4 separate regions of the Mus musculus genome follow, and regions 1, 2 and 4 are each linked to region 3. A link is a loop called in an ENCODE intact Hi-C map of the cell type or tissue named here. Cell type or tissue: heart. All regions are shown on one strand.

Region 1 (8,000 bases), 290 kb after region 3:
TAAGTCCTTGTCAAGAATGTGTTTGCATGGGACTTAAGTAGAAACTAGATTAGCGGAGGCATATTCTATAAAGATATATATTGAAGAAAATATTAAATAAACTATATTGTTGAAAACTTGGAGTGGACAATGGAAAGGATTCTCAGAAAGTTGTATTTACAGATGTGTACAGAAGAGGAGCTTAGAGCCTGGGTGGTGACTTTATTCTCTAACTGAAAGATAGGCAGAGTGGGAAACAAGGCCCTTAATGAATTAAAAATACTACTGCAAGTGGAGCAGTTTTTGATATGCCATTCTGCAAAGGGGGACTACAGCATAGGAGAAAAAAGGACAAAATGACTGGCTTACTGACGTAACACAAGACAGTGGGGTTTTCTGTCTGCTTTGGGTTTCTGTTTGTTTCTTCCACTGGTTAGCTTGTTTGTTTGTGTTTGTTGAGACAGGGTCTCTCACTACTTAGCCCTGACTATCCTAGAACTTACAGTGTAGACCAGGCTAGCCTCAACTCAGAGATTTTCCTGTCTCTGCCTCCTGAGTGCTGAGATTACTGCTGTGCACTACCGCACATGGCAAAATAATATTTGTTTTGTTGTTGTTTGTTTGTTTTTAAAGTCCGAGTTGCAAAAAAAAAAAAAAATCCTGCCCTTCTTTTCCCATGGGCTGATATTTTAGAGAATTACAATTTTCCCAAATTCCCAAAAGTAGTGAATTCAAGGCTGTCTTAGGCTACGTGAAAGGAAACACCAAGTTTAGTTTTCTCTTGGAATAGTTTTCTTAGTCTTTCTAGAATATGTGGTTTTGCTATTGGTTTGTAGTCCTTCTGCAGCACTAATACAATGCTAGCTTGTCACTTCCTCTTATAACTCTCACCTTCCCTGAATATTTCTATCCAAACTTTTATAGATATAGATGTGAGGTCTACTGGAGTGTTCCAGGAATGCCTGCTGAAGTATATAGGTTCTTGTGTCCTACTGCAATGAATTGGACCATGGCTCTGTGATTAGAAATACAGATATAGTCTATGTAAAAATTTGAAACACTCCCAAGAATGAGAGTGAGCTACAAACAAACAAACAAACAAGTGTGTTCCAGATACACTGGGTCAGAGGCCTATCACTTTTTATGGGTTATGTACAATATTCATACAAGTTTGGGCTTTCAATGAATATATTCCATTTGTTGAATGAATACCAGGTTGGGGGTGGCTTCTTGCCATTCTCTGCTTATTGATTTCTTTTATATATTAATATTGATATAATTTTCTCTAGTCTGTTCTCTCCTGCCATAATTCCTTCCTGAGAGCTGGGATCCCAAATGTCTTTTTGGCAAGCACAATTATGATCAATGAATCCTCTACAGCCAATTCCAGGCTGAGAGGCGCAGACCTACCTAAAAAGGACCACAAAACTCCCAACCTTATCTGTTGATTGGGAAAGAGACTATGTATTTTCTATAGAAGGAAATAGTTGGAATCCTGCACCACAGAGAGTTTAGTTTGAAATGGTTGCATGTCCTAGGTGACACAAATTTTACAAGATTGAAATGCTAGGCTTAAGCAAGAATAAGATGATTATGTAAATTGATAATCCAATCAAGGAGAGATCCATGAAAGCCATGGCTGTGTGCATTTCAGGATAGTCATTCTTTATAGTTTGTTCTCAGGGCTATGGTTGTGTGTGTGTGTGTGTGTGTTTTTTTTTTTAATGCTGATAGCTATATATTAAGAATATGGCAAATGGGGCTAGAGAGATGACTTAGAGGTTAAGAGCAATTGTTGCTCTTGCAGAAGACCCAGGTTTGGTTGCCAATAACTTCAATTTCAGTTCCATGTGATCCACTGCCCTCTTCTGGACTCTGTGAACAATGAATGCATATGGTTGGTACACAGACATAGAAGCAGGAAAAACAACCATAAATATAAAATAAAAATAAATTAAATCTTTTTTCAACACAATTTAGTGAGATAGAAAAGAACAACTTCAAGAAAAATGATGATGGTGAAATGCATTAAAAGGAAGAGAGTGTAAAGCTTAGTCGTTTGAGTGCCAACAGTATCAGATGAAAAATAATGCAACAAACCAAAGCATGATTGAAGGTTATCAATACTGATGAGTTTAGATGAATCTATCTGAATGCATTTACATACATAGAACTTGGAGCCTGAATATGACATAGACTTTCCTACATTATCCTCCTTATGAATTCTTCTCCTTTAGATTTTTGTATACTCTTCAGGGAGCAATGCCTCCCTCCACTTGCCCAAGTAATGCCATGGCAAGATGAGGTTTTCCCCCTAGCTTATCACATTTAAGGACATTATGCATACAGTTTCCATTTGGCCATGAGACTTGTGAGCACATCTGGAGAAAGTGTATGTTTATCATTGCTGCTTTGTCCCTGCATAAGCTATTTGGAATAGAAAACCAGTAAAGGGAGCAACACCCCTCACCTGGAGTGCCTGGTTCTGCTGACTCTAGAATCAGCACTTCCTATTTGCACAATATATGCTGGCTAACATTTAGCCTCGGAGGTATCCATGGTCTATATGGTCAAGAAGATAAGTATCTCATCTAAGCTGTAGAATGCTTTGAGAGCTGTTCCATCATTCCCTAGAACTAAGCCTAAAAACAAGGGTGAAAATATTGGCTGTCCTTTGAGTGATTGTACCCTCACTGGCTTTAGTCTCTAATTATGGTTGTTGAATGTCAGTTTAAAAAGTATTGAAGCATAAATTGTGCTTTAAAATCTAGATGTTGCCGGGCAGTGGTGGCGCATGCCTTTAATCCCAGCACTTGAGAGGCAGAGGCAGGTGGATTTCTGAATTCATGGCGAGCCTGGTCTACAGAGTGAGTTCCAGGACAGCCAGGGCTATACAGAGAAAACCTGTCTTGAAAAAAAAAAAAAAAAAAAAGATCTAGATGTTATACAAAACTTAGACACATTGACATAGATAATTTTTAAATAAACTTTTAATGTCTTTTAAGACTATTTTTTCTAATTAGAAACCAGACACAGAGAAAAACAATAAACAACTGTCATAATAAAACACACACAAAAAAAAAATCTTTATTTTTAACAGCACATTGTGGTGGCCTGAATGAGATATTCACCACAGTCTAAGGCATTTGAATACTTGGCCTCTGGTTGGTGGTACATTCTGTTGGGGAGTTTTAAGAGATGTTGCTTTGTTAGTAGAGGTATGCCCCCTGGGGGCAGACTTTAAAACTTTAAAGACCCATGCCATTTTGAGCCACTCTTTCTACTTTCTGCTTAGGATTTAAAATGTGAGTTCTTGAACTCTCATCAAAGAAGTTTGACTTCATATATGTTAATTAACACAGAGAATGGATAATGTCCAGAGAGTGAGAGACTTTGGAGCACTCAACCCTATATAGAATGCTTTTATCAAACTCATCCCCTCAAGGCTCCTGGACATAGGTAAAAGAGACAGAAAGACTTTAAAAGCAAAAGGTAGAAGATGACTCCAAAGAAACAGGACTGATGCACATATGAATACAGAGAATGTTAGTAATATCACACTGCACAAGTAAAAGCCAGACAGAATCCCAGCAGAGAATGGTAGTAATGTACTACAGGGGGACACCAGAGAGTGCATATAAGGAAACACCAGAGAGCAGTGGTAACATACTATAGGGAATACCAGAGATTGGTGGGAATATACTATATGGTGGGGACACCAGAGAATGGTGATAATACACTAGAGAGAGACATCAGAGAATGAGGGTAGTATGCTATAGAGGAATTCCAGAAATTAGTGGTAATATATTATGGGGGGGGGGCTAGAGAGTGGTAGCAATATACTATAGATGGATGCCATAAAGTGGTGGTAATAGGGGAATACCAGAAAATGGCCAAAAACCACCACAGTGGGCACCAGAGTGGTGGTAATACACAACACCATGGGGGACGGCAGAGAATGTTAGTGATGCACCCCAGGGAACACCAGGGAGATAACTTTATAATTATACTTGTGCAACTCCAAAAGTTAGCAGATTTCTATAACACCACTTGTCCTACAGCTAAACATAATCCCAACTTATACTGAAACAAAAAGGAAACACAACCCAGTGAAGAGATAAAGGATTTGAAAATGGCTGATACACACCAGGGGAACATAAAATTTGGTTCCCCCAAACAGACCAATGAGAAACTATTAAGGAATGCCTCTCAAGAAAAAAGGCAGTAACTGCTCTAGTCACTCAAACCTTTGGTAGGAAAGGACTAAAATCCTCAAGCAAGTAACCAGGACCTGTTATCTTTGCCTTTGTTGTGACCCAGAGATAGTGTCAAAGAACTACCCTTACTAAAATTCATGCAAAGGAGATGCACATTCCCTGGGGAAATATTGACAAATAGATTTTATTCAGATGCCTTTCTGAGGTAGAAACAATACATTTGGACAGAAAAAGCAAAAGAAGTGGTTGAGTCCTCATCAAAAAGAGTCAGTCCTCATGTTGGATTCCCAAAACCTCTTCAAAATAACAATGGGCTTTATTTATCTCAAAAATATTTTCACGCTTGAATATAGCATTCTGTGGGTAAAAAAATGCTTGCTGCACAAGCATGAGGGTAAAGATGTTGGATCCCTGGAACTCCTGTGGATTCCAGGTGGGCTTTGTGGCCATCTGTAATTTCATCACTCAGAACATAGATATAGAGGAAGCTGACATAGGGCAGCTAGCTAAATTAGCCATTTTCACAAGGTCTGGCTACAAATGAGAGACCCTGCCTTAATGAAAAAGTTGGAGAGTGAATAATAATGACTTCGGAAGTCAGCTTTGGCCCTCCATTCATATGCATATGTGCACACATAGAGACACACACGGAAAGTGTACCTAAATACATTTAACCATATATGCATGTACATACATTACACACATGCACATACTAAATATTTGGTTAAGAAAGGGAAAAGAAAAGGTGACCTAGGAGAGCTTCCTGTTCCTACTGATTCCTAAAGGACAATGCACTATTATATTTGACTTAAAAGACTGCCTTTTAGCCGGGCGGTGGTGGCGCACGCCTTTAATCCCAGCACTTGGGGAGGCAGAGGCAGGTGGATTTCTGAGTTCGAGGCCAGCCTGGTCTACAAAGTGAGTTCCAGGACAGCCAGGGCTACACAGAGAAACCCTGTCTCGAAAAAAAAAAAAAAAAAAGACTGCCTTTTCTCTATTCCCTTACATCCTAATGGTAAGAAACAATTTTCATTTTATGTTTCTACTTTAAACAATCAACACCCAATGACTTGATATCAATGGAAGGTTTTCCCACAAAAGATGAAAAATAGCTTCTATCTATGCCAATATAATGTACATAAAGCATTTTAGCCAGTACTGAATAAATTTCTGAAAGTACTCATTATTCATTATGTGGATGGCATTATACTCTCCAGCTCATCTAATCTTAATGATGACTTAAATGACTGTTTAATTTTTATAGTAAACAAACAGAAAAAGGAAAATTTGAACATAGCTCTGGATAAAGTACAAAGCATTTAACTTATAATTATAAGTTACACTATTCAGGATACACTATTACTAAACAACAAATATGCCATCATCATCTCCACTTAGAATTTCCCAAACAATGAACCTTCAATTATTTACCAAAAATATTTGAACTATGTCAATTATGTACATCTTTATCTGCCTATTACTACTAAAGATTTAACTCTGATCTTTCATTTCTTTCTGGAGACTCTTGATTAAATACCATAAGAAACATAACACTCAAAGCATAGAGTTTTAGTTTATTAAATAATTCTGCTGCTGAAGTGGTAGCTCATAAAATTAATACCTTATTTTATTATTAATTACTTATCCTTTCTTCCTCCTCATCACCTACTGAAATTATATACCAACAAGGTGATGATATTATAAACATGTATGCATGTCATAATTCTTTACAATATGTAACTATTTATAAGAAATTATAGATTTATAATATTATAGATTTATAATATAATAATGTCTTAGCTTACTGCTAAAGAGCTGCAGAAATCATTGTGCTATTAATGTTAAATAATTGCAGACTTATTATTTTTCTACACCAGTAATAATTGGTAGGTAGCATTAACATAGTACTCAAGATGTATAAATTATCCTAAAGATCTCCTTTTAATACTTTTTGACAATACCCCACATATATTACCTAAAACTACATCTAAAAATTCTATAGATATTGTTCTTAATGCTTTTATAGATGGCTCTTCAAAAGGACAAGGAGCTTATACTTTGTATACAAATTCTATGTTCTCCCCATGAGATACAGGCAGGCAGGCTGGCAGACAGACAGACAGACAGAAATTTGTACCCACTCCTTGTTATACAGCTCAATACTGACCTCACTGTAATCACTCAGCTTTTGTTAGATGTTTCTCGTTCTTTGAATATTTTAACTGAATCTGTATACTGTGCTCAAACTGTTTCACTTTTAGAAACTTCGAGACCTAACCCAACTCCCTGTTCACATTATCTCACAGTCATTTCTCTCCCTTCAGCTGTTTATATAACCAGGAGTTCAATATTTTTTCATAACTCATTTTCATGTTTATTCTTATTTCCCAGGATCATTAACATTTACTAATGCTTTCTTTGTGGGCCTATCAAAAGTCTCATGACCTTCTTCACTTTCTTATTATTCTCTCACACCACTACCATCTACTTACAGAATTAATGCTCAGGTTTTAAATGATAATGCCATTCAACAGATATTACTCATATCTCAGAATTTGAATATTTGAGATATGTTCATGTAACAATTTCTAATATGATTATTTCTTCTGCTCACAGGGGTGGAACAAGATCAGATGCCATTAATAATTCACTGGCATCTTTTCCTTTCATAATTCCTTTACAGAATTTTGCAATTTATAGAAATTAATCATGTTACTGGAATCCTTTAGAATCCACAGGGTCAAGCTATTGTGGAACAACTCCATGAAATCCTTAAGTGGCCAATTTTAAAAGGGAGGTGGTTATATACCCCCACTTAAATCCCCACATACTATGTTACATTTAGCAATTCTAACTTTATTTTTTCCACTTTAAAAGATAAATTTTTTGGTTGCCCAACAGCATTTTACCCTAAAGGAGACACAGCCTAAAATATATTTTAAGAGGAAAGATCTAGAAACTAATCCATGGAAATGGTCCAGTATTCTAACATTAGGAGAAGTTATGCTTGTGTCTTCCCAGAAAATGAATGAAGTCCCAGATGGCTCCTACTCTGACGCATCTGACTAGGACAGCATTCCAGAGACACACACACCCCCACACAAATAAAGTGTCTGAATGGAGACAACAAACCCATCAAGAGGAGATGTTCCAAGAGGAAGAGGAAGCAGACATCAAGGAACCTTGGGGAGACAACAGGGACTTAATTCTACTGACCCCAAAATGATGCTGTTATATTTACTAACTATATTACATGTTAATTCTCAGTTTGCCAATGTATAATACAAATTCATTTTAACAGCTGAGTAGTACTCCATTGTGTAAATGTACCATATTTTCTGTATCCATTCCTCTGTTGAGGGGCATCTGGGTTCTTTCCAGCTTCTGGCTATTATAAATAAGGCTGCTATGAACATAGTGGAGCATGTGTCCTTCTTACCAGTTTGAACATCTTCTGGATATATGCCCAGGAGAGGTATTGCGGGATCCTCCAGTAGTACTATGTCCAATTTTCTGAGGAACCGCCAGACTGATTTCCAGAGTGGTTGTACAAGCTTGTAATCCCACCAACAATGGAGGAGTGTTCCTCTTTCTCCACATCCTTGCCAGCATCTGCTGTCACCTGAATTTTTGTTCTTAGCCATTCTGACTGGTGTGAGGGGGAATCTCAGGGTTGTTTTGATTTGCATTTCCCTGATGATTAAGGATGTTGAACATTTTTTCAGGTGCTTCTCTGCCATTCTGTATTCCTCAGGTGAGAATTCTTTGTTCAGTTCTGAGCCCCATTTTTTAATGGGGTTATTT
Region 2 (8,000 bases), 230 kb before region 3:
ATCCTTGCCTTCTAAAAAAGTATTTTTTGTAAAAGTAGATTTTACCTAGGAGCTATCTTCCTCACTCCTTTTTTTTTTTTAATGGTACACACATAGAAGAGTGATCTACCACTAATTTACACTATAACCATCACACATGAAAACAGGTAATTCTGACCTGCTTACAGCACCATAAAATGTCTAAGTTAGAATCCTAATGTCCCAGAATTGAGCCACCATCAGAATCTAAATGAACTCAGATGTCATGTGCTTCACTGAATTACATACACGAGTAGAAAAATCTTTCTCTTCTAGGATTTTCCTACTTACTTTGAAAGAAAACTTAAATTCTCTGTTGAGATTCTAAATTTTCTAGAGCTAGGCTTTTTTGTCCTAAACACTGGCTCAGAAATCCCTGCTTCAGCCAGTCACAGATGCAAACAGCATTTTCTACTTTCATCACTGATTTCTGTTATCTAAAAGAAATTCTACCACATTCACTTTTCAAACGGTCCAGGACTTTGCCTATCCCCTTAGGCACAGACGCTTACCTTCTGCCCATGTATGATTTATCCCCAAGCTAGAATTCTTTCTTAGGTTTAAAGGAGAGCTCAGACACTAGGTTTGCTCAGCAACTGCTTTTATATTTGAGCCACTTTTCGGGTCTTCAGAATTTTTCATCAGTGATGAAAAAAGTGCATACCTACTAACTAGCAATTTATTATATTTGAATAAATTAATTACAGAGTAACAAATTGTTAAGTCATTTCTATCAGGTATTCCAGTTAAGTTAAAAAACTGCATACCAAGTTCATGAAAGTATACAGAATAAATCTTTTCAACTTATAATTTAATGCTACACAATCCTTGAGATCTCTTTCTACATAAGGCATTTTACACTACTAAATATATTACCTTCTGGATTCAAGTTTCTCATACTCTTTGTCTTCAACGCATTAAAAGGTCTGACTTGAATCTGATGTTCTAAGATGGAGTCAGGATAACGGTCAAAGAAGATCTCATTGACAGCCATGTCAAAGGTTGGTATAACCTCCTGTAAAAACAAAGATGTAGGAGATGAAGAGGTGACTCAGGAGTTGAGAGCACTTGTTGCTCTGACGATAGGACTCAGGTCTCAGCGCTTTTATCAGGTGGCTCGTAAACCCCTTAACTCTAGCTCCAGGGGTCAGAAACCCTCTTCTGGGCTCCACAGAATCAGGAGTTCAAGGTTCTCTTCAACTACAAAACTGCTCCTGAACACTACCCTGCCTCACCAGCTCCCAATTAACACCCCATCCCCAACCCAAAAAAGATAATTTACTTCATGATACCCAAGAAACCACTAATAAAACTCATTATTTTTAAGAAATACTACTCGTTAGCAAATATAAAACATATTCATTTTAACTGCAGTTGACAGTTTTAGAAAATAGTCAACCTTAGCAAGCAGCCTTTTACCCAAATGTAAAATTCTCCTTTCCAGGAACCTTTACTATGATCTGGAAGCTCAAAGTCAACTTCTCACCTGTGGGTAGGAGATGAGCTGTCTATACAGATTTTTGCTAAATGATTTTATGTGTTCGCAGTTCACATTTAAAAATGGCTCTCCTGTAATATTAATCTGTAAGACATATGGACAAGTCGTATTTTACTAATTATATTATCTCAAAAACCAAAACTTTCACTTGTAAATCATATTTGATTACCTCTCCAAGTTGTTGCATGTACAAAGGTTGAGTAATATCTATGCCAACATTTTCTTCTTCTTTGGCCAGAGGATCAGTAAAACACTGAAGGAATCTCTAGATGTAGAGAAACAATACTAAGCATTAATGAACTTAGGAATATGTAACTATTATTAAAATGCAAAACAATGAGACCAGCAAGATGGTCAGTAACTAAGGATGCTTGGCTGGAAGCCTGACAACCTGAGTTGATTTCCATAACCCTCACAGCGGGAAGAACCAGCCCCTACAAACTGGCCTGAAACCTCCAAATAAAAGCTGTGAAGGGCAGGTACCCCTGCCCCCAGCAATAAATATGTGACAAATTTTTTATGAGTATATAGCTATCTGTACACAAAAATAATTTCTCTGTTTTGGGTTTGAGACAGGGATCCCATTAAGAAGCACAGGCTGGCCTTGGACTTGCTGTAAGCATTTACTACCTAGCTGCTCGTGGTGGCATGCACTTTTAATCACACTCAGAAGGCATATGCGTGTGTGAGCTCCAGGAAAGACTGGTTAACAGATCCAGCTCCAGGATAGCCAGGGGAACATAGAAAAACCATCTTGAAATACCAAGAACTAAGGAAAAAAAAAGTATATCACCATTTTCCGCATGGCATATCCCTTTTCTGGAATAAAATCTAGACCACTAACAACCTGCTATTATGCACCATGGCTATTCACACATAGGTTATACTTTCACCCGAAGTCTCAGACTGAGTTTTAGTGTACATAAGCTTACCTGAAAATTCTCTTTACATGTTGCCACATTCACATCTGTTCCCCAAATCACAAGCTTTTGGCCTAGAGACTGTTCACTTGGTACGATGTCTTCTGCTGCTGCCTATTGAGAAAGCGAGGATAGAAACATGTTAATGGGATGACCTACTTTATGCTCTCAAGGTAACACCATCAGAGATCTGCTTTGTACTCACGCCATCAGACTGCAGATCCACCTGCAAACCCTTTCGTGCTGAGCCCAGATCTGGCCTCTGCCTTACAGGTGTGCCTCTCACCCCACTTCTTGGGGTTCCTTCCACTCGCGAGCTGGGAGTGCCATATGTCAATGGTGAACTAACATCAAAGTCCAAAGGAATAGCTATAAAGACAAGATATTTAGCTTTACCATGAAATCCCCATAAGCACATCAAATCCCAATTCCGGAATGCTGTTTGACAATTTAAACAGAATACTTTACTGCAATCTTTCATACCCCAATTGTAGTTCTACTATAAAGTATGCTTTCTTTGCTCACTAGGTCCTAAAATGTACCAACTCTGCTTCTCTCCTCAGGTGTTTCAGTGAAGAATCTATCAGTACACACAGAATAATAGCAACTGGTAAACCAGCAAAACCGACGGCTGACCCACCTAAAGAATGCATCTGAGGAGGGCTGGAAAACAAGGCATTCTGTGCAGGTGGGCTCTGCAGGTCGGCTCCTGGTGAGGTGGGCATTGGCAGTAGCTCTCCGGTGGAAGAATCTTCGCCTCTACGTCTCCGATTGGGTGACGACCTGCTTTCCTCACTTCGAACTTCCGTCATACAAAACAAAAAAGACGATCAACGCTCAAGCTTAGTCTTCCAGGAAGTGCCTTAGGGTAGTCATATTACTTAAACAAGAACACCCCCCCCCCAAAACCCTCAAACTGGAACAGAGGGACAAGGTGTAGGAAAAGGTGGGTCAACTGAACTGACCACGCCAGACTGCCTGGAGACGAGAGCCCAGTATGTGGGTGACAGAGGCTACTATATGCTCAAGGCCTGTCAACCACACACCAGGCTCGAAGGACTCAGGACTTTCCACAGTGCTGCGGGAAGAGACACGAGGCGGAAAGGGGGCAGATGAAGGAGGGAACTCACGGGACTGGGTTGGGGTGACTCGTCCGCGTCGGCTGCTGCGGCGGCTCGGGGTGGATGCCGGGGACGACATGGTGCTGTGGTTGCTGCGCGACAAAAGAAATCTGGCTCTCAGTTGTCCCGCTCCGGGACCTCTCGTACCTCGGATCCGGGTTAGTTGCAAACGCGCACAAAACGGCGAGTCAGGGTTCTGCGCCACCCAGGAGAACGTTCCTGGGCCCGCAGGGTGAAGCGATTCCCGCCAGCCGCTCTGTCGTCACAGCGACCGAAGACGCCTGGCCAATCAAAGAGGCAAGCGCGCGTAGCTCCGCCTCCGGAAAGCGCCGTAAGTGAACTCTGAGAAAAGGTTTCCGGCCAATCACAGCGGCAAAGGCGTGTAGCTCCGCCTCCGGAAGGCGCCACTGCAAGCCGGAGGGGGAGTTCTCGACCGCTACCTAGGAATTACAGCCTAGATTCACTTGCACGCCCCTCGCCTTGGATGGGCCAGCCTGCAGCGGGATTGCGTTTTGGCGGGAAACCCGGGGCCGGCACAACTCCCTTGTGTGTTTACATTTGCGTTGTCCCGAGTGCAAACACCAATCTGTGATATCTCCGCATGGTTAGACTGGTTCTGTCCCTTTGCATTCCGATGTGTACATGTTAAACGCTACAGATCTGCAGGCCGGTGCGCGTCTTCACCCCCCCACCCCCGCGAGAGTATAAGGGAGCAGTTCCGGCTGGGCCTTCAGGGAAGAGCTGGCTAGAGTGCTGAGACGCGCATGCGCGAAGCGGTGCCGGCGTGATGGCGGAGGAGGGAACCGGCGTACGGTGTTGGCTACTGCAGCTGCAGGAGTTCCTGTCCGCAGCAGACCGCTGCAGTGCTGCCGGGGCCAGTTACCAGCTGATTCGTAGTCTGGGGCAGGAGTGCGTGCTGAGCACTAGCTCTGCAGTGCAGGGTGGGTAAGGTCCCTAGACGCAGGGCTCAGCGTTTCTCTCCGTGGTGCGTGTAGTCAACGTCCCGTAAAGTTTATGGAATTGGTAGATGTGTATACTGCTCTCTTCCTAGTATCTGAGGAAGATGCTTTAAAACAGGTGTTGGAAAATGACCACCAAGTTTGGTAGTCATTTTTATCCAAAGTTGGATGAGAGTGCAAGATGGAAGTATTTTCTTCCAGAATAAACTCGCTTGAACTCAATAGGACCTTGACAAAAATCCTTTTTTCGTTGCACCATGTTTTCAGAATAATTGCAAAAATTAATGAAAGTCATGCAATTCTGTAGACATTTTTATTTTTTAGGTTAGGTATTTCCTATCTTGGGCTATAGCCCAAGATAGTCTGGAATTTACTATGTATGTAGAACAAGCCTTCAAATACTGGGGTTATAGATGTGAGGTACCACACGTGCCTTGCTCTTTTTAACCATTTAGTAATTGATGTGTTAAAATAGAGGCTCGAATCTGAACACAGCACACTGGGCCAAAAACAGTTCCACGTGTAAGAGGTTTGGAGGGGGTGGCAGAAAGAGAAGGCGCAGAGAGAGAGAGAGTGAGAGAGGGAGGGACATTCCCTTTATTTATATGGAAAATGACAACACAGGTAAAGGTGGGAGGTGAGCCAAGTGGATATTCTGGGAATATGGTGCCTGATGTCTTGGCAACAGGTCTGCTGGCCTTGCTGTCGCCTATGTGATGTCATAGGTTTGGGAGGTCCTGATGCCAACATACCTCCCTTGTTATAATAAAGAGAAGGAAAGAAAAAGGGAGGGGAAAGCCATGGTGAAAAGGGAGCAAGGGTGTTGTGTCTCTTAAGCTGCTTCCTGTTGTCTAGGGTGTCAATTTTGGGGGGTAGCTGGTTTTCACCATCGGGATCGACTTGGTAAACGTTCACATCAGGTTCCTCTGTGGACAGCAGCTCTTCTGTGGGCAGCAGCTGGCAATACTGTAACAGGAGCTGATTAATATTTGGTTAGGAATTTTTTGTATTTCTCATTGAAGGAATGTAGAAACAAGATTAATGAGGCAGGGAGCAAATAACACCAGGAAGATGACTAGGAAAGGTGCTTATCCCAGCACTCGGGAGGCAGAGGCAGGCGGATTTCTGAGTTCAAGGCCAGCCTGGTCTACAAAGTGAGTTCCAGGACAGCCAGGGCTACACAGAGAAACCCTGTCTCAAAAAATAAAAACAAAAAACCCAAAACAACAACAAAAGACAAAAACAAAAAATGAAAGGGAGCATCCACTTCCATATAGGATTTTCAAAAATCCCAGAACTGGAGGCCTCACGGTCCCTGAAGTTCTCTATGTCTGACTGTAGCTCCTGGGTTTTATTTCTCACTGTCCTGGATTGGTTGATGTAGAAACAGCATTTTTCTTGAAGGAACAGGCAAAGACCACCTTATTTAGCTGTCAGGACATCTAGCCCCCATCAGTTCTGAAGCACCCCAGCTGCCAAAGAATCGACCAACAACTCCTGTCTCCCACCTGGAATCCCATGGGTCTTGTATGCAGAAAAAGAGTGTCTTGTGTTGATAGAAGAAATGATTGGTCTGTGATCCTAGCATATGTATTTGACAAAACCAATATGGGCAGCCCCCATATTGTCTGGCCATTTTCTACAATAATCTTTTATGTGGTAAAAGAGAAAGCAAGTATAGAAATCATTATATTTAGATGGGATAACAGATGACAGCAATTTGGATAGGTTCCTAGCATCCGGCTACGGAGGAGTTTCCTGACCCTATTTGGAAAGACTGTTATGGGGCGGGGGGTTCCTTGCACCTAGAATCGCCAGATGTAAGGGCTGCCCTGGATGGAAATGAACAGCAGGGGGGAGGACAAGAGACCCATGTCTAATCCAGTGAGGTCAAGCTTGGCTGCTGGAGTGGAGTCTCATTTTTCTGGGATTGGGGGCAAAATAGGTGGTCTTCACGTCCTCCAGAACTTAACAGAGCATGGTCCTGTTAGGGTCGATGTGTATGAAGAAGAGTCATTTTTAGGTGGAGGAATGTAAGGTTTGAGATGAGACAGATGGACCCAATGAGAGAGTCCATGGAGTTTAGCAGCTGTAGGTGTCGTGAGGATTACCTTAAAAGGGCATTTGGGGGAGAGGGGTGAGGGTCAGTGATCTGGAGGGGATAGAAGGACTTGGTCTCTAATGCTGACAGGCAGTGGACAGAACACAGTGTGTGGCCAAGGTAGATGGTGGTCAGCAAAGTTCCATAGGAGAGAATGGAGGTGGCAAATTAATGGGGTGAGTAGATGGTCTGAGAGGGGAGAGCATTTGTGTGAAAGACCAGGAGTTAGGACTGGATGTCCATACATGAGTTCAAAGGGCAAGATGAGGAGAGGTCACTTGGGGAGAGCTCATAGCCTGCAAAGAGCCAGAAGTAGGAGTTTTACCCAATCAAGGTGAAGTTCTTGTGACAGCTTAACAAGACTGGTTTTTAAAGAGCGGCTAGTTCTTTCTACTTTACATGAAGATTGAGGGTGTAGGGAATATGAAAATGCCAGGGGATGTCTAGGGCCTTAGATAGTATTTGAGAAACTTGGGAAGTAAGTTCGGGACCATTGTCTGATTGAAGAGAGGCTGGGACACCAAATGGAGGGGATGATCTCTAGGAGGAGATCAAAGACTATCTGAGCCCTTTTGTTAGTTGTGGGAAATGCCTCTACCCACCCCGAGAAGGTGAGAAGGTGTCTACTAAGACCAGGAGGTACTTAGCATGTCTGACAGTGGGCATGTGGGTAAAGTCAAGTTGCCAGGCAGTTCCAGGAAGTGAACCTCTAGCTTGATGGATAGGAAAAGGGGTGCTACGATACGTTCAGTTGGAGTCAGACGCCTGACAGATTTTGCAAGAAGCAGTGATAGATTTTAAGAAGTGTAAGTCCTCAGGAGTAGGCTGTAGGTGGGTCTTAGAAGAGGACAGTGCTTGGCTGTTAGGATGAAAGAGCTGGTGAAGATAGGACAGAGTTTGGCGGGTGTCAGGGGGTGAAGGTGGAGATGTAGGTTGTAGTGTAAGAGTGTCCTGGGGAGGATGAGACAAGTCTAGGCCCCTGAGGGCGGCAGCTCTAGCTGAGTCCTTAGCCATTCTGCTTGGTGTGAGGTGGCATCTCAGGGTCATTTTGATTTGCATTTCCCTGATGACTAAGGATGTTGAACATTTCTTTAGGTGTGTCTCAGCCATTCGAGATTCTTAAGTTGAGAATTCCTTGTTTAGCTCTGTACCCCATTTTTTATAGTGTTATTTGGTTCTCTGGAGTCTTAATTTCTTGATTTCTTTGCATATATTGGATATTAGCCCTTGACTGGATGTAGGATTGGTAAAGATCTTTTTCCAATCGGTTGGTTGCCATTTTATTCTATTGATAGTGTCCTTTGCCTTACAAAAGCTTTTCAGTTTTATGAGGTCCCATTTGTTGATTCTTGATCTTAGAGCATAAGCCATTGGTGTTCTGTT
Region 3 (8,000 bases):
CCATAGCTAGGCTGCCTTGTGTGGCTTCAGTGGGAGAGGATGTGCTTGGTCCTACTGTGACTTGATGTGCCAGAGTAGGCTGGTATCCATGGGGAGCCTCCTTTTTCTGAGAAAAGAGGGATGAGGGGATGAGGGAGGGGGTGTTATGCCATTTGGGGCTTATTGTAAATATAAAGGCTGTGAGTGTGTCTTTCATTTGGGAACTAATTGGTTTAAGGTGGGGTAGAAACCCCGGGCTGGGAATTAAATAATTTCTACAACATGCCAGGTACCCGTACTCTCAGATTTGTGACTCAGAGGTATCAGAAAGGTCTGGAGATGTAGCTCAGTGGCATTTTTCATGGCTAGTATGTAGAACACGAATGTACCAGGGTTTAAGGGTAGAACATAGTACAAAATTCCTAAGTTCACTTCTTAGCATAGAAAAAAAAAATGAAAGGAGGGAAGGAAGGAAGGAAAGAAGGAAGGAAGAAAAAGGAAAGCAAGCATGCATGAGAGATACTTTATATGAAAGCATTTGTAGTTTTTGGTATTTGTAGGGGAGGAGTAGTCTTGGAATGAATCCCTATAGCTATCAAGGGACAACTTGATTATTATCTCATTATATGTCCATATATATTCATGAGATGTTGTGTTCATTTTCATACTAGTCCTTCAAAATCCAACCTTGACAAGAGCTGCCCTGTTATGGCTCAAGACACTTATCTAAGTGTCCATACACTTATAGTCCAGTTTATGAATGATATCTGGCTACACTCAAAATTTCACCTTGTACTTTCTGGAGAGACAGCTTTTCAAACTGTCTAGTTTCCCTAACTCTAAATAGGGGAGCACTGAACTGAAACTGCTTTCCTCAGCACGGCCAGACCACTGTGGCCAGCGTCTGCTGTACTAGACATGAGTGATTCACTAAAGGCCACATGGACAGCCAGGGTCCAGCAATCTAGGCGGACCTGCTGCATCAAGATGCCTGCAGCATTGTACAGACTCGCGGGGCTGAACAGTATCTAACTCACAGCCTGAAGCAATACCAATCTAGTTCCTCCAGGAAAGCTATGACAAACCTCAATGGTCACAAACTTGACATGACAGGCCATCACATGCCTCCAGCTGGATCAGTCTGACCACACCTATTACTTTTTCCGTTCCATACTTGGTCATTGTGCATATGGATGCTAAGATACACAGAAGTCAGTGATCTCTATGCCTCACTTGGTAGCCTATGAGCTACAGGTCCAGCCCCACCTGTGCTCCACAACACCCAGTATTCCTAAGCTTCCTTTTTTCACAATGTCCCTCGGGACTTTCTAGTCTCCAGAGCTAACAAGTCTGTGGTTCCTGTCCTCACCAGGTAGTTCTCATTTCATCCTGTAGTCCATCTCCAATCCTTCTCCTCAGCCTTCTCAACCTAAAGGTGGCACCTGGGAGAGAGAGCAGCAACATGGGAAGGCTATGGAAGAGGGACAGCTAGAAAAGCCCTGGGAACTCACACACCCTGGGAACTCATGCACCCTGGGAACTCATGCACCCTGGGAACTCACACACCCTGATACTGGACCCATACTGCCAATACCTGCAGAGGTACCTCAGGCCACAAATGAGGTATGAAAGAAAACTCAGTTTACAAGTAGATGTGTATGACCACAAAATGTCATTCTTAATGGTGTTGTCAAGGAGGCTAGGGAGAGGCATCTGTTCCCTACGCCATACTTGCAATCAGCCAAGGGACAGTGTTGAAGAGGCTGAGGTCATGTTCCCAATAGCATACCATGATCCCTCATGTTTGTCCCTGACCTACATCCTCTGCCTGGGTAGGGATCTTTAAAGTGTGCAAGTGTGGGGGTGTTGGATGATCCGGGGGCACCGGTACAATTGCATATTCTAAAAGTACTGTGTCTTTGATAGACTAAGCAAGAAAACATGTCCTTGTTCTGAGTTGCATGGCTGGGATGGCCTACAGTGCCCTGGTATTGTAGCTCAAAGCTGCCCTGGCCTTGTGGGACAATGGCAACTTCCAGCGGCAGAGTGCACATCAACACCAAACCCACAGATTAGACAATCAAATGCCTGTGACAGGAGAAGATGGGCAGCAAGAGAACCAGGGTGAGGGGTGGGGGCAGGGAGGCAGGTGCTTGGGAGGAGGGCCATGGAGCAGACCTGGAGAGGCTGCAGGCCTGAGGGAAAGGTTACCCTTGTTTCTCTTCCACAAAGAGAAAGGGTGATAGAGGCCAGAGACACACATTGATCAGAAAGTGGGTGGGTCAGCGTGTATGTGTGAGTCCCCAGGCCTGACAGTCTGCCTTCACTGGGCCAGACTGCTCACTTTACCCCACCTGGATTCCTTCCATGTGGTTCTTGCACTTACAGGCAGGAAATGAGCACTGGACTTGCATCCACTTGTCTGGGAGGACAAGCTGTATTTCAGAGGGTCCGACAGGCAGAGAGAACAGATGTAACAGATAGGATGGGCAGGCTGGAGGACCTGAGATCCCTGTTACACTCTGCTCACCACCATCTGCTTACACCTGGTCCCACTCATGACCAGGCCATTCACACCTGAGAACTGGGTGAATCTTTCTGTCAGACCTCTACTTTTTGTCCCAAAGGAATCAGATGGCTTCAGTCCTGCAACCCAAAAAAATCCCCAGATGAGAGGTGTTCGGGCCTGGCCTGAGATGAACAGGAGCTAGACGTGGCCCTCGGAGGGGGAGGCGTTGTCTGCTCTGCTCTCTGAACACTTCCTTGAGGCTGTGTGGTAGATGGAGACCAAAGCCATGTTTATTCCTCTACCTGTGCAATGGAGGCATGATGAAGAGGTGAGAGGGAGTCAGAAAGACCAAGTCTAGCTTGCTTGGACCAGTCTTTGGTCCAGCAGTACAATCCGAAAGGTGGAGCCAACTAAAGTCCCTGAAAGGTGGATGGGTCTGCAGACCTTGGGAGGAGGCCTATAGACAGGTTGAGCAATTCTAAGACAAGCCGGCACGAGGTTCTCTACTCCTTCCCCACCTCGGCCACCCTCTAGGCAGAAGTACCCAGCCCATCTCTAACCTCGGGTCTCTGATGTGGATGTAGACAGAGATATGGGCACCGAGTCCTGGGGATCGCTTGCCAGCCGCTGCCCAGCACACATGGACTTCAGCATCTGGAAGACGGCGAGGGGAGCCACATTCAGATTCAGCAAGTCCACCAGGATCCTGGGGAAACAAATGCAGTGCTTAGCGAATACTGAAAGCCACAGGGCGGACATGCTCTAGGAGTCGCGCCAGCTGGGTCACCGTCTTGAAACCCCTTAAAGAGACACGGATATCTTAGAGTAGCAGATGCAGGAATGAGGAGTCCTAAAGCCGGCATTATCTGTAGGGAGTATGAGCTCAAAGTCCCGACCCCCGCTTTCTCACTTGAACACATCGGGGTCGATGGCGGCGCCAGCAGCCTGAGCTAGCTCGTACAGCTCCATCTCCTCGGCCCCCAGCACTTTCTTCCGCCGAAGCGCCAGCTTCTGCAGCGTTGCTGTCTCCAATCCTGTGGAAACCGCGAGTGCAGCACCACCAGCAGCAGCCGCCGCCGCCGCCATTCGTATAGCCTGAAAAGGGATCTGTGTTGGACAGAGTCTCTGCAAGTCAACAGCTCCAGCACCGAGGCGAGAGTTCCAAGAGGCCTTTACACAGTCGGTTACTTGACTTGTTCGGAACGTCTACTGTGCACAGGGCAGTGTGCTAGGCATGGGGTGGGGTGGTGGGAAGCTGATCACTGCCTGACGATCAGACTTGGACTGCTGGCTTAGGTAGCAGACCCCAGAATAGTACCTGGCATATACCGGGTACTTAGCAAATGCCTGTTGGATGACGAGTATTCACGATCTCGTGTAATTACCAGTTCTGTTGACGGTCCCTAAACAGCTTTGCTTTTAAACGGATACGCACTCCTGTCCCCCGACCCCGAAATACATAAACTTGGGGAGTAAAGAGCAACTGAGGACGTCACTGCGCACGCGCCTTGTGGCCAACTGCTTCTGCACTTGATTGGCTTTTGCTTTTGCAGGCGCTTTTCCCGGGAGGTTGAGCCGCTTTTCCCAGTAGGCAGGGGTGTGGCCTGACGCGCAGCTTGATGACGCTATTTCCGGGTTGTGTGTCTGGATAGCGGCGTCTATTTCTGAAGATAGGTAGGATGGTCATTTTGAACTCAACACGTTAGCTTGGCCGGTGTGTTGAGAACTGCAAATGTTTGGCCGGTTACCATGATTGTCACTGCCATCGGGAAAGAGTGGACCGGGGGAGCCGTCCAGAAGTGCCTACACAGTGAAAGGGGACCAGGAGGGGCATCTAAAATTTGTGCGGGGGCACTCTTGGAGATATTTTGTCTCCTGATGCTTTGTCCATTTTACATTACTAGTCTTTTGCATATGTGTGTGTATCCGTATGTGTATGTTTGTTGATTGGTGTTTTTATTTTTTCAATTTGTTTTATTCTGGCTTGATTTTTTTTAAATGTGCCTATTTGCTAGAAAAGAGAGGAGGGAGAGAGAGAGAGAGAGAACTTGAGAAGGTAGGGAAGTGGCAAAGTTCAGGGAGGAGGTAAGGGAGGGAAATCATGATCAGATTATAGAGTATGAAAAAATATTTTCAATATAAAAATATATTGGGTGAATAGTCTTCATTCTTAGGGGAAAACGTATTCATTACCGGGAAGGGGAGAATTTAGAGCATCTAGTCAGTTCTCAGCCTTCCTTCTTTCTTCCTTATACTGAACACAGCTTCCCTGGTTCTGCACTTCCGGTCTTCATATTTGGTGAACCTTTGGCCAGTCACCAAGGTCCAGATCTAAGGACTAAACACCATTTCCATGTTGAATGGTGCGTCTGTCACAGTGAGGACCATGGTGACAGTAAGCTGCTGGTGACTGTGAAGAGCCAGTGTGGGCTGTGGGGAATGAGTCTGGCTCCAGGAGCAGACATTACAGGATGTATGTGCATCTAATCTGGCACCTGCTTCCCAGGGTGGAACATCAGGTGCTTGTTTGCAGGATTCCAGAATATCTCAGGTTTTCGCAGAACTGTGGCCATGATGTAAATGTAGGGCCTCCCTGCCTCATTAGTTTATTGTAGGATTGATGGCTCCAGGAACCAGCTCCTATTGGTCAGAATGCCCAAGAGTACAAACTGGAGGCAAATCGAAGTGAGGCACAGCATCATCTCCCTAGCCAGACAACTGTTACCTGCATGCCATCAGCTCTGCCTGTTTGTAGGAGTATATCACCTCAGGTCCATGGATGGCCAGTGTCCATTCATAGAAGGAAGGTCAAGGTAGGGTCATTGGACCCTCACATAAGTCACTCCGCCATTTTCATATAATTCTGACATAATCATACATGGCCTCAACTTTAGGAAAGTCCAGAGGACTAAATTGCACAGACTTAGAGACCTTAATAAAGGGCTCTTGTACTAATACGCACTTAAAAATTCAAACATTTATGTACACACAACATGCTCATACAAAATCTCTCTCTCTCTCTCTCTCTCTCTCTCTCTCTCACACACACACACACACACACACACACACACACACACACTGTCTTGGCTAGTGTTTTGCCAACACGACACAAGATAGAGTCATCTGGGAAGATCCTCCATTGAGAAAATGACCCTATCAGATGGCCTGTGGGCAAGCCTGGGGTGCATCTTTTTTTTAATTGATGACTGATACCAGAATGCCCAGGTGACTATGGCTGGTACCGCACCTGGGCATGTGGTCCCGGATGGTATATCAGAGCAGGTTAAGCTAGCAATGGGAAATAAGCCAGCAACATTTCTCCATGGCCTTTGCACCAGCTCCTACCTTTGTGTTCTGTCTTGAGTTCAGGCCCTGATTTCCACAGATGATGGATCACAACTTGTGAGATAATATGAGCCCTTTTCTCCCCAAGTTGATTTTGGTCATGGTGTTTTATCAAAAGAATAGAAGCCCTAACTAAGGCCCATATTGTTACGTATTCTTTCACACTGTTATACTCTCAGATGCTCACATGTGACTCAGTGTCATATACATTCACAACCATGTTGCATGCAAGTATATATTCTCACACTTGAATGCTTACATGCCTGCATGCTCACACTGCACACACAGTGTGTTAAACACACAACCTCACACAGAAATGCTTGAAGCAAGTAAACATGCCCTTACATACACATAGTGTATTAGTCAGGGTTTTACTGCTGTGAACAGACACCATGACCAAGGCAAGTCTTATAAAAAACAACATTTAATTGAGGCTGGCTTACAGGTTCAGAGGTTCAGTCCATTATCATCAAGGTGGGAGCATGGCAGTATCCAGGCAGGCATGGCGCAGGATGAGCTGAGAGTTCTATGTCTTCATCCAAAGGCGGCTAGTGGAAGACTGACTTCCAGGCAACTAGGGTGAGGATCTTATACCCACACCCACAGTGACACAACCATTCCAACCAGGTTATACCTATTCCAACAAGGCCACACCTTCAGATGGTGCCACTCCCTGGTCCAAGGATATACAAACCATCACACATAGTAACACCCTAATACCTTTATACATCTTTGAACATACGTATACACTCTTCGCTGACTAGTCTTTCTCAGCTTAACTCAAACTTACACATTAACAGAGTAGAAATCTCAATTGAGGAATTGCCTCTATCAGTTTGGCCTGTGGTCATATGTGTAAGGTGTTTTCTTAATTTCTATTAATGAAAGAGGGCCCAACCCACTGTGGGTCATGCTCTTCTTAGGCACATATGGGTATGGACTGTAAAAGGTAACTGAGCACACCAAAAGAAACAAGTCAGAGGAAGCAAACCAGTAAGCAGCTTTTCCCCATGGTTCCTGCTTTCCAGTCCTACTTTCCATACCTCCTTTGGCTTCCCTTGTCGGTGGACTGAACTGTAAGCTGAAATAAACACTCCTTCCTTCCCAAGTTGCTTTTGATTATGATGTCTATCACAGCAACAAAATGTAAATTGAACATGATGTTACACACTTTTACACCACAAAACACACACAATATATATACACTCATGTAAGCATACACAATCTTAAGTACTTTTCTTCTCTCACCCACAGTCACACATTCACACCTATTGTTTCCTACACATTCACACATGGACACACACAGAGAGACTCTATTCCATGTGGTCACAATTTCCCCTTACATTATTGTGCAGCTGATTCACTGGCACTCACTTGTACTGAATATACTTATGCATTTGTCTCTGTACACTGTCATTTCTATGCATTCCTGAGCATGCACCTAACCATACTTATATAGAAATACACAAACATGATCACACAAACACATCATGACATGCAAACATACTACTATTCCACTCACACTCATACATACACAGTCTCACACAAGCTCACAGTGTCACACATTTTCTTAATAGCTCTGTCCTTAAAACTATCCCTAATTTTAACCCAATTAATAATCTAAACCATAGCCCTAATACTAACCTAAACCCAGACATTAAATGGATCCTTATCCTTAAACAACCTGGGGCCTGATCACAGCACTAAGCCTAGCACTAAGCCTAGACTTATATTTTTGGTTGTGAGCCTAGCCTTTAATGGCAGAGCCATCTCTCCAGCCCGCTAAGCCTAGTCTTAATGGTGTACCTAACACTGTTGCTCACTCTAATCCAAGCTGTAACCCCAAGTCTCATCCATAAAGTCTCCAGTTGATCCAAGGAAAGTTCTCTTCCTGAGGAGTAAGGACTACACTTACCTGAGGTTATAAGGGTTTAGATTGTTGTTAGGGATTATGGTAGGTTAGTTAGGTGATGGTTAGCATCCACGACTTCACTAGCTCTGGATACTTAGCTAGGTTTCCAGTATCAAGAATAAATTCCTTCTTGTTGAGTAAGTCCAGCTAGAGAGCTGCCAAGGTATGCATGCCACTGCTGCCCTTAGCACTGTTGTGCATGTTGGTCATTGTGGTTTGCAGACATCATAGCTGGCTACAACTATCGTCACGTCT
Region 4 (8,000 bases), 1.2 Mb before region 3:
TAACTCTGGAAACTGAAAATATGAGCAAATTTAACATAAGCAAACAAGTAAGGATAATTTTCCTTCCTACCCTTTGATTGCCTAAGGTTGTTTGCTGAAATTTACAAGGCTGATTTACATTTAGAAATCCCCAACAACACATAAAAATAATTATGAAGAAATGAAACTAAACTGTCAAATAAAACTATGAGGGAGAGATAAAGATAAAATTTTTGGCATATTTCTGCATATATGGGTAGCTAAAATGTAAAATTCCTTGTGGGTTTTTGGTGGTGGTAGTGATGTATCTGTTTTCCTTTTTGAGACAGATTTTCACTGTCCGGTCCCAGCTAGCCTCAAACTCATGATTCTTGTGCCTTGACATCCTGAATTCTAGAACTATAGTTGTGTACTAAAATGAATGAACATATTCACATGTAAAATTGCCTCTAGTGTGTCATCCTGTTGATTTGATAGAGAAAATCGTATTAGATGCCAGCAGTAGCCTGTAGTTCCAGTAATCAATGACAGGGAACACTTGGGGAGCCCCAGGAGCTGAGTTCCTTGAGAGTAGAAAAAAATGAGCAGGCCATGCAAGATGGATCTGCAATGAAAAAGGAGGCAAACAAAAGTAGGTGCTCCCTCCAAAGGCACCATGAATCTTCTGTGATGGTTATTATAACTTACATAGCATGCCTAGCCGTCACAGTGGTTACTAAAACGCTGGAACTGGAAAAAGAAATGTTCATGTTACCACCAAAAGAGATCAGCATGATCTCCTCAAGTTTTCTGATGAAGAACTGGAAGAAGCATGGAAGAAAGGTTCCTTATCAAAGCTGATGAACAAAGATTGGTTTGCACCAAGAGCCTTTTTCTTTTATTTTAAAATATTTCTGTCTATCTCTATGTCCCTCTGTCTGTCTATCTATCTATCTATCTATCTATCTATCTATCTATCTATCTATCTATCTATCTATCTATCTATCTATCTATTGCTATTTACTGTATGAGGATGTATTGCATGTAGCTTTTCCTACCCCACCTAAGCTCCAAAGCTCCTGGAACAGGCCGTGCTACCAGCCCCCACCCAACTTCTCTTGAGCCCACAGATAAATCACACACACACACACACACACACACACACACACACACACACACTTGCTCAATTTTAACTTTCCCTTTGACACAACTGCTGGGCACTACTATAGCCCACCAGGAAAAACATACCTTTATCAATATTCTTAGCTCCACACCTTCCAACCTGCCCTCAACTTTAGTTGCTCATTTACATCTAGTCCCAGCTAAACATTCCCAAGTACCAGCTTGTAGGAGCAGCCTCAGGCCACTGCTCCTCCCAAAATCTCACATGGCGCATTGGCTTTTCTCTCTCCAAAGGACATCAAACTCTCCCTCATCTCCACTAGCCTCTAGGGACCCAGAAGTCCCACCTATCCCTTCCACCTATCCATTGGCCCATGGCTTCTTTACTGACAGATCAAGAACCAGTTGGGGAACAGGACCTTGGCATTGGAACCTACAAGGATGTTCCATGCCATGGTGCATGTATGGAAATCAGAACAATTTGTACAAGTCACTTTTCTCCTTCCATTACATGAATTTCTGAGACTGAACTCAGCTTTGCTTTGATAGCAAGAACCTTTACACAGTGATCCATCTTTCTGATCCTGCTTCAAGAGCTTCATATGAACCTGTTGTGGATGGCTCTGGTGATGTGTTTATTTCGATGTTAGTTTTCCAGAAGGGGCTATCTGGAACAAGGAATGAGTCACATTCTCAGGTGACTTCTTGTGAATCTTCCTCCAAATAAATAAAGGAACCAATCACTGGGTAAGTAGGAGGGACTTCCAGGTTGAATGGAGAAAGAGAGGAAGCAGGAGAGAGTTAGGGGCTTTTTGGATTGGGATAGAGAGAGGACAAGATTTAGGTCCTAGTATCTCTGAGCTTATATGGCAAATCATGGCGGATTTGCTACCGGAGGATTCAGATTTAATATGGCTTACAAGATTACAGGATTCTAGTTGTTGCACCCAGCGATATCATTGTTTCTGAACTAAGTTTGTGTGGTGTTTTCCTTCATGTGGCAATTTGGCTGGGTTCAAGGGAGAAAGGTATGGAGGCAAAGCATGGGTTTGCCAGATGTGCACCATGGGGGTTTTGAAGCACAAAGCTCGCACCATAACAACCCACCAGTGGGAACTTAGTGAGTGAGTTGGGTAGACAGATTTTGGAGCACTGAGTCAGAGAGTCTCCACAAGATAAAAACTGGCTGGCAAGACCTCAGGGGCTGAGAGTAGCTCGGAGAAATGAAGGAAAATGCCACTTTCTTTTACTATTTCCTGCAACATGAACTATGTATGTCTTCAAGCCATTCAGTGTAAGAAAATACAAAGTGTAAAGAAACCAAAGGTTTAGTAACAAATTATCTTTAGCCATTGTTTTTTCAAGGTAAAATCTGAGTCTTTCTTTGTCTTGTTGATCCTTCATTTGTTTAACTCACATATATGATTTGGCATAGAATCCTCTAGTAAAGTGTATTGAAAGTATACAAATATAAATTTCTGAGAAGATGAAGATAGTACAAAAGACCATACTACTTCCTAGTAAATAAAAACAAATAAAAGTAAATTTTTACACAAAAAGTAGCATACATGCCCCACAGTAGCTATGGTTACCTGCATGAAACCTCTACAAGACCAAGCCACTTAAAATTTTAGTATGGAAGGCGTTTATGGAGAAATGATCTTTACTAGGGACAGCAAAAGTCACTTTTCTTTAGAAATAACCAGTTGGCTCCATATTCCCGAGTGGATGGCCACACAAATGGGTAGAAGTAATTGAACTCCATGGATTTAAAGAAAAAAAAACCATGAACAAATAAATGAAAACCAAAAAGGAAATGAGGTCAGGAAGGAGATGTGTTATGGATGAGTTGGAGAGAAGAAATGGAGGGTGAATAAGATGAAGATATATTTATGAAAATATCAAGGAATGAATAAAGTATACTCACTGTTTAATATCAGTGTAATTTGATAAAGACAATTTGTGACTTTATTTTTTCTTCTAAAAACAAGGACAATATTTTATAGGATTAACAATATTTTATAGGATTAACAATTTGAGAGATGGTCACTGAAATAATGCATATAAAAATGTGTGGTATCTTGGCAAGCTCACACTAACCATCTGGGACTGCAGAGAAGGATCAGTTGCTTACAGAACTTTTTATTCTTACAGAAGACCTAAGTTCTGCTCCAATATCCATGTTGGGTGACTCACAAATCTCTATAACTCCAGCTCTAGAGAACTTGTCACTCTCTTCTGACCTCCACCGACACCTGTACGTAAGAGCACATACTTTCATGCAGATACAAAAGTTTTTTAAAAAGTAAATCTTTACTCAAAAAGAGGCTATTCTTAGCATTATCCATGATCATATGATCCTATAGAACTGAGTGTTGTCCGGTTCTATATTACAGCACTGTATTGGAGCCGAGCTAAGCTGGAAAAGGCATAAGGGTTGAAAACAACTCTGTGTCTATTACTTCATCCACTTCTAGATTTGGGATGGATGTGTGCATAGTATCCAAAGCCAGCCAGAGGTTATATAGTGAGAAGCTGACTCAAAATTAAAAATAAAAATATTTCTAATGTCTGATCATGCCAAAACTATGTTCACTTATAAAGTAACTGTAACTTGTGGTGCAATGTCACATTGTAAGTTTTAAAGTTAAGAACATACCAATAAATTTAAAACAATTAAGTTTATTTAAAATTGAAGTGATTAAAAAATTAGGATGTTTAATGTACAGTCGTGTTAACCTATTTTCCACTAGGTGGCAGATGTTGTCAAGAAGTTAGAGAAAAGAAAAGAAAACTCTATCACTTCCAAAGCTGACCAGTAGGTGTCTCTTTGCAACCACGTATCTCTGAGCCCGTGTATAAAATACAGGCAGGTATAACATTTTCCAGTCTTTCTTGTTCATTGGATAGATAGCATCATTATTACTCTGCAGAAGTATAAACCAAGCACTAAAGAGGTGAACTCGAGGTGAAGGACTATTCACATTGTCTCTACCCAGCAGGAAAGGAAACTCAAATTCTACAAGAGGAAAAAGAGGTTAAATACAGATGAGTAGCAGAAAGCACCCTATTAAATTTTTTTCTCAGGTTAAAGAAGACTTCCTATTTAAAATATCTCGAATAGTGCTGACCAAATGTGCAGATATTTACTCAACGAGTAGCATTCCTGCTCACTTCTGAGAGACAGAGAAAGTTAGTAGATAAGGAAGGGTCTGTCTAGTGAATACATAAGAAATGATAAAAATCCCTAACCAGGGGATGGCATCCCGACATCATTTTCATTGGTACTGTTTTTATTCCAAATTCAATAGGTGCAAGCATGCGCACACACACACATGCACACACACCTGCCCAGCTTTAACGACGGGAAAACATGATCTCTTTTTCTGTCTTTCTCTCTTTTCGTGTGTGTGTGTGTGTGTGTGTGTGTGTGTGTGTAATTTTTTTCCATATTGCAACGACAGTCTTCAATATACAATTCGAAGTATATAAGCAGAATACTGCATGGCCATAGGATTCTGCTAAATTTGCCTTTTATGCTAGAGAATATTTATCTAGTTAAATGTAAAGTCAATTAGTATGTGTAGGAAATGTTACTTCTATAATTTTAAGGGATAGTTTACTTTTTCAGAGACTGAGTTGAATTAAAAATAAGGAGTGAAAATATGTCTAAATTCATATAGATATATAAACATGCACAAACCCACAAAGGAAATTATACCACTGTCAACGAAGCTCCAGTTAATATTATAAAAATTTGTTCCTATCCAGCATATTTTAAAATTAATAGTATTTTGTAGTAGTGTACAGATACTACTGACTAACCCAATGACTTTTCATCAATTCACGTTCTTCACAACAGGTATTAATGATCCTGCCATGTGCTGTGCCTCCAAAGAACTATGGTTCACTTTAGGGATGGGCCCAGCACTATATGGGATATCCTATTTTTTCATGGCCTAGGTATTTCACTTGGAAATAGATTGACTTCATTTTCTTAACATAACAGACAGCTTCCATCCACTATCTTTCTATATATGTGAAGACCTACATGTGTATAGTATAAATACCAACTATTCCAACCAAGACATTTCTCTGCTGAAAGAATATGACCATGTCTTCTCTGGAAAGAAAGGAAGGAAGGAAGAAAGGAAGAAAGAAAGAGAAAGAAAGAAAGAAAGAAAGAAAGAAAGAAAGAAAGGGAGGGGAAGAGGGAGTGGAGGGGGAGGGGAGGGAAGGGGAAGAGAGGAAAGGGGAGGGGAGGGGAGGGAAGGAAAGGGAAAAGAGAAGAGAAGAGAAGAGAAGAGAAGAGAAGAGAAGAGAAGAGAAGAGAAGAGAAGAAGCCAGCCCGCCTGGAGTCAGGAGGGAAAAATACCCCAAGAATTCAGGAAGCCTTGTGGGAAAGACTCAAATCATCCTAGTCAGCTACTCTAGAAAGTACAGGAAATGAGAGAATGAGAAAAATGAGATGGTATGAACTTTCCAGGGTCCCATGAGATTCAGGAGTCAGTTTTATGGGAAACAAGTCAAGATTACCTTCCAGTGGGTTTAAGCTTGAAGAAAAGTTATGAAGCCCACTAAAAAAGGCTATAGGAATTTGTGACCATTTATTTCCTTAGATTACATTTTAAACTCTAAGGTTTAGCCTTCCTTAATTTAACTTACCTGACATCTCTAGTTTGACTTGGCTGGGGTTCTCTTCCACAAGAAGTATCTCTCTTATAAGTTATTTCTATAACCTACCTAATTAAGGAACATCAGTTTCTCTCCAGCTTAGGACTAATTTCTTGGTTTGGCAAAGGCTACCCACCACTAACTTCAATCAATCAATCAATCAATCAATCAATCAATCAGTCAGTCTATCAGTCTATCTATCTATCTATCTATCATCTATCTATCTATCTATCTATCTATCTATCTATCTATCTATCCATCTATCCATCTATTGATTTATCTGTGTATGACTGTATGTGTGTGTCTGTCTGTCTCGCAGTCTCTCTTTATGTCTATTTCCCTCCTTTTCTATGAATACAGAATGAAGTATTTAAAATGTTGGTGTATCTAAGGACAAATCCCTGCCTTGCACAAACAAAATCTTGCAGTCTGTGACTAAAAGCAGCACCCCAATCTATTGAAGTCTGCAGGGAGAAACCGTTATAGCAGAGTCCTCCCACCTGGCCTTGGGTATGATAAGCTTCCATTCTTGCATTTTCATTACATCAGTTTAATATCAATTTTCCTCTGCTGTGCCCAAGCAGAGCTTCTGTTTAACATGATTTATGTCATCAGCCGGTGGACTTCCTCCTGCGGCCAGTGGGACACATCTCACATAGATAAGGCATGAATCAGATCAGTTGAGCTCAATACTGGCTAGCACAATCTGGAACACACAGGTTACTTGACTGCAGTCTGTAATTTAACACAACCCCTGGGTCCTTGGACACAAAGGGGCTGGTTTCCCTGTTTCAAATTCACTGGTTCTTTAAAAGCACAATGAATCGTTAATGATTTTTTAAATTGCAACAACTCACTTTAGCAGGTTATCTTCTGGCGTTCCCTGTTGTCATGTGTGGCTTTGTGCCCTCTTTCAATACTAGATAAAAAACAAACGGTGTGTTTTACTGGAAATTAGGTGGAAGGGGCAAGATTTCTTGCCCTATAGAGCAGGTGTCTAAATCTGAGCAAACCCACTAGAAATAGGTCAACTCAGACTCCAGCTCTGATCCATACTCATGGTAGCTTAGAAAGAAATCTAATACATTTTCTTGTTTTCTTGTCACCTGCAGATTCAGTTCCCTTAGTTTAAGGATTCATATAAATATCTTTCTGTATTTGACATTGAAATCAGTGACTATTGTAAAGAGAAAGAGGAATCATTGAAATTAACCCAGGAAGTCTGCGGGTTTCCCCCTCCCCCGCTCACACGCCCGTTTTCTCATCCCCAGATTAAGAAGTTATGCTGCTTGACAATGCACTTTTCTCTTGCAAGTCTCAACATCGCTGGTGGTATTCTGTTTCCGCTGTTTTCTTCCAGCACCTGTTACGAAAAAAAAGTTAGTTGTCTTGGGGTGGGGAGGTGGGGGAATTGGATTCTGCAATTTTGTTGGGAAGAGTCAGGGTAACATTGAAATAAACAGAGTTGCCTGTGGGCACAGTGAAAACTGCACTTTTAAAATGAATCACTTCGGAGTATTTTTACACCTACCCCTATGTGCAAATGCAAGTGAAGTGACCGGCTGGCTACTGGACTACCTAAACTGCCAGTCAAAGAACTTGGCAAAAGAATCCTTTACCCCATCTTTTAATGCAAACCAGGGATGTGGCGTGAGGAAGGGGGAGGCTTTTGAAGACTAAAGAAAACACCACTAAGTAACGGCAGACACTAAGAATTGTCAGTAGAGATTCATATTTTTTTTTCTTTCTCTAAAATACCATGCGCTACAAAGGGAGGAAGTCTTGTCACATGTCTTCATCAGAACTTTCCATACTTCTTCCAGAGTTTGCCTATTGTCGGAGTCTGCACCAGCCTTCCCTTTTATCTTTACACTCTTCCAGTTCCTGGGGTAGGCTGTAAGGCTTTACTTTCAAGTGTCTAACGCAGCGATCAGCAAGTTAACTTTCTGGCACGCCGCCCTAGACCTGCTGTGGCAGCTGCGGGGAGCCTTTACCTTCCTTTCCCAAAAGCCAGAGCCTACAGCTGCTTGTGTGCAATAACCCCCCTCCAGACGCAACTTCCAAATATAGACTCTCTGGCCACTAGGGGCTGCGCGGTCCCAGTCCGGAGGGCCGCCCTTCCTTCCCGCCCTCGCCTTGCCAGGCACTGCCCACATCTGGAAGCCAAGTCGCCGTAGGTCACCTAGCGGAAACACGTTTCCCCAGTGCTCAAGAACCGAGATTTCCTTTCTTGAAAACATTTAATG

What was found. A loop is a pair of places that touch in the nucleus more often than their neighbours do. Peaks named below come from ENCODE experiments on the same cell type or tissue, not always from the same donor. Only the 100,000 strongest peaks of a DNase experiment are listed, where the experiment ranks them.
Region 1: a loop joins it to region 3, with 2.3 times the contacts of the local background. A loop is called at or near these places in 3 of 42 quality-filtered maps.
Region 2: it touches region 3 in a loop (9-fold over the local background); 7 of 42 quality-filtered maps call a loop at or near these places.
Region 4: it touches region 3 in a loop (3-fold over the local background); 9 of 42 quality-filtered maps call a loop at or near these places.

The regions. Positions count from the first base shown.
Region 1 is chr16:16,147,693-16,155,692 of GRCm38, forward strand. No RefSeq gene overlaps it. Among named protein-coding and RNA genes, the nearest start is that of Spidr, 4.8 kb to the left of the region's middle. In heart, CTCF peaks have their summits at 1,850 (motif pointing left) and 3,205 (motif pointing left); no DNase peak of the experiment used is centred here.
Region 2 is chr16:15,633,545-15,641,544 of GRCm38, forward strand. It overlaps Mcm4 (minichromosome maintenance complex component 4), which reads right to left and starts at 3,856. Exons shown (of 16, transcript NM_008565.3): 1 at 3,567-3,856; 2 at 3,077-3,238; 3 at 2,642-2,805; 4 at 2,449-2,550; 5 at 1,686-1,781; 6 at 1,505-1,600; 7 at 895-1,033. The coding sequence starts at 3,636. Prkdc (protein kinase, DNA activated, catalytic polypeptide) reads left to right here and starts at 4,322. Exons shown (of 86, transcript NM_011159.2): 1 at 4,322-4,498. The coding sequence starts at 4,345. In heart, no CTCF peak of the experiment used is centred here; DNase peaks (open chromatin) are centred at 3,947 and 4,257; H3K4me3 peaks cover 2,906 bases; H3K27ac peaks cover 1,881 bases.
Region 3 is chr16:15,859,350-15,867,349 of GRCm38, forward strand. Mzt2 (mitotic spindle organizing protein 2) reads right to left here and starts at 4,020. Exons shown (of 3, transcript NM_029354.3): 1 at 3,399-4,020; 2 at 3,049-3,194. The coding sequence starts at 3,574. Gm41425 (a long non-coding RNA gene) reads left to right here and starts at 4,088. Exons shown (of 3, transcript XR_875934.2): 1 at 4,088-4,162. In heart, a CTCF peak has its summit at 3,656; DNase peaks (open chromatin) are centred at 3,242 and 4,042; H3K4me3 peaks cover 2,250 bases; H3K27ac peaks cover 1,948 bases.
Region 4 is chr16:14,697,665-14,705,664 of GRCm38, forward strand. No RefSeq gene overlaps it. Among named protein-coding and RNA genes, the nearest start is that of Snai2, 4.2 kb to the right of the region's middle. In heart, CTCF peaks have their summits at 3,886 and 7,843; a DNase peak (open chromatin) is centred at 7,877; H3K4me3 peaks cover 1,096 bases; H3K27ac peaks cover 832 bases.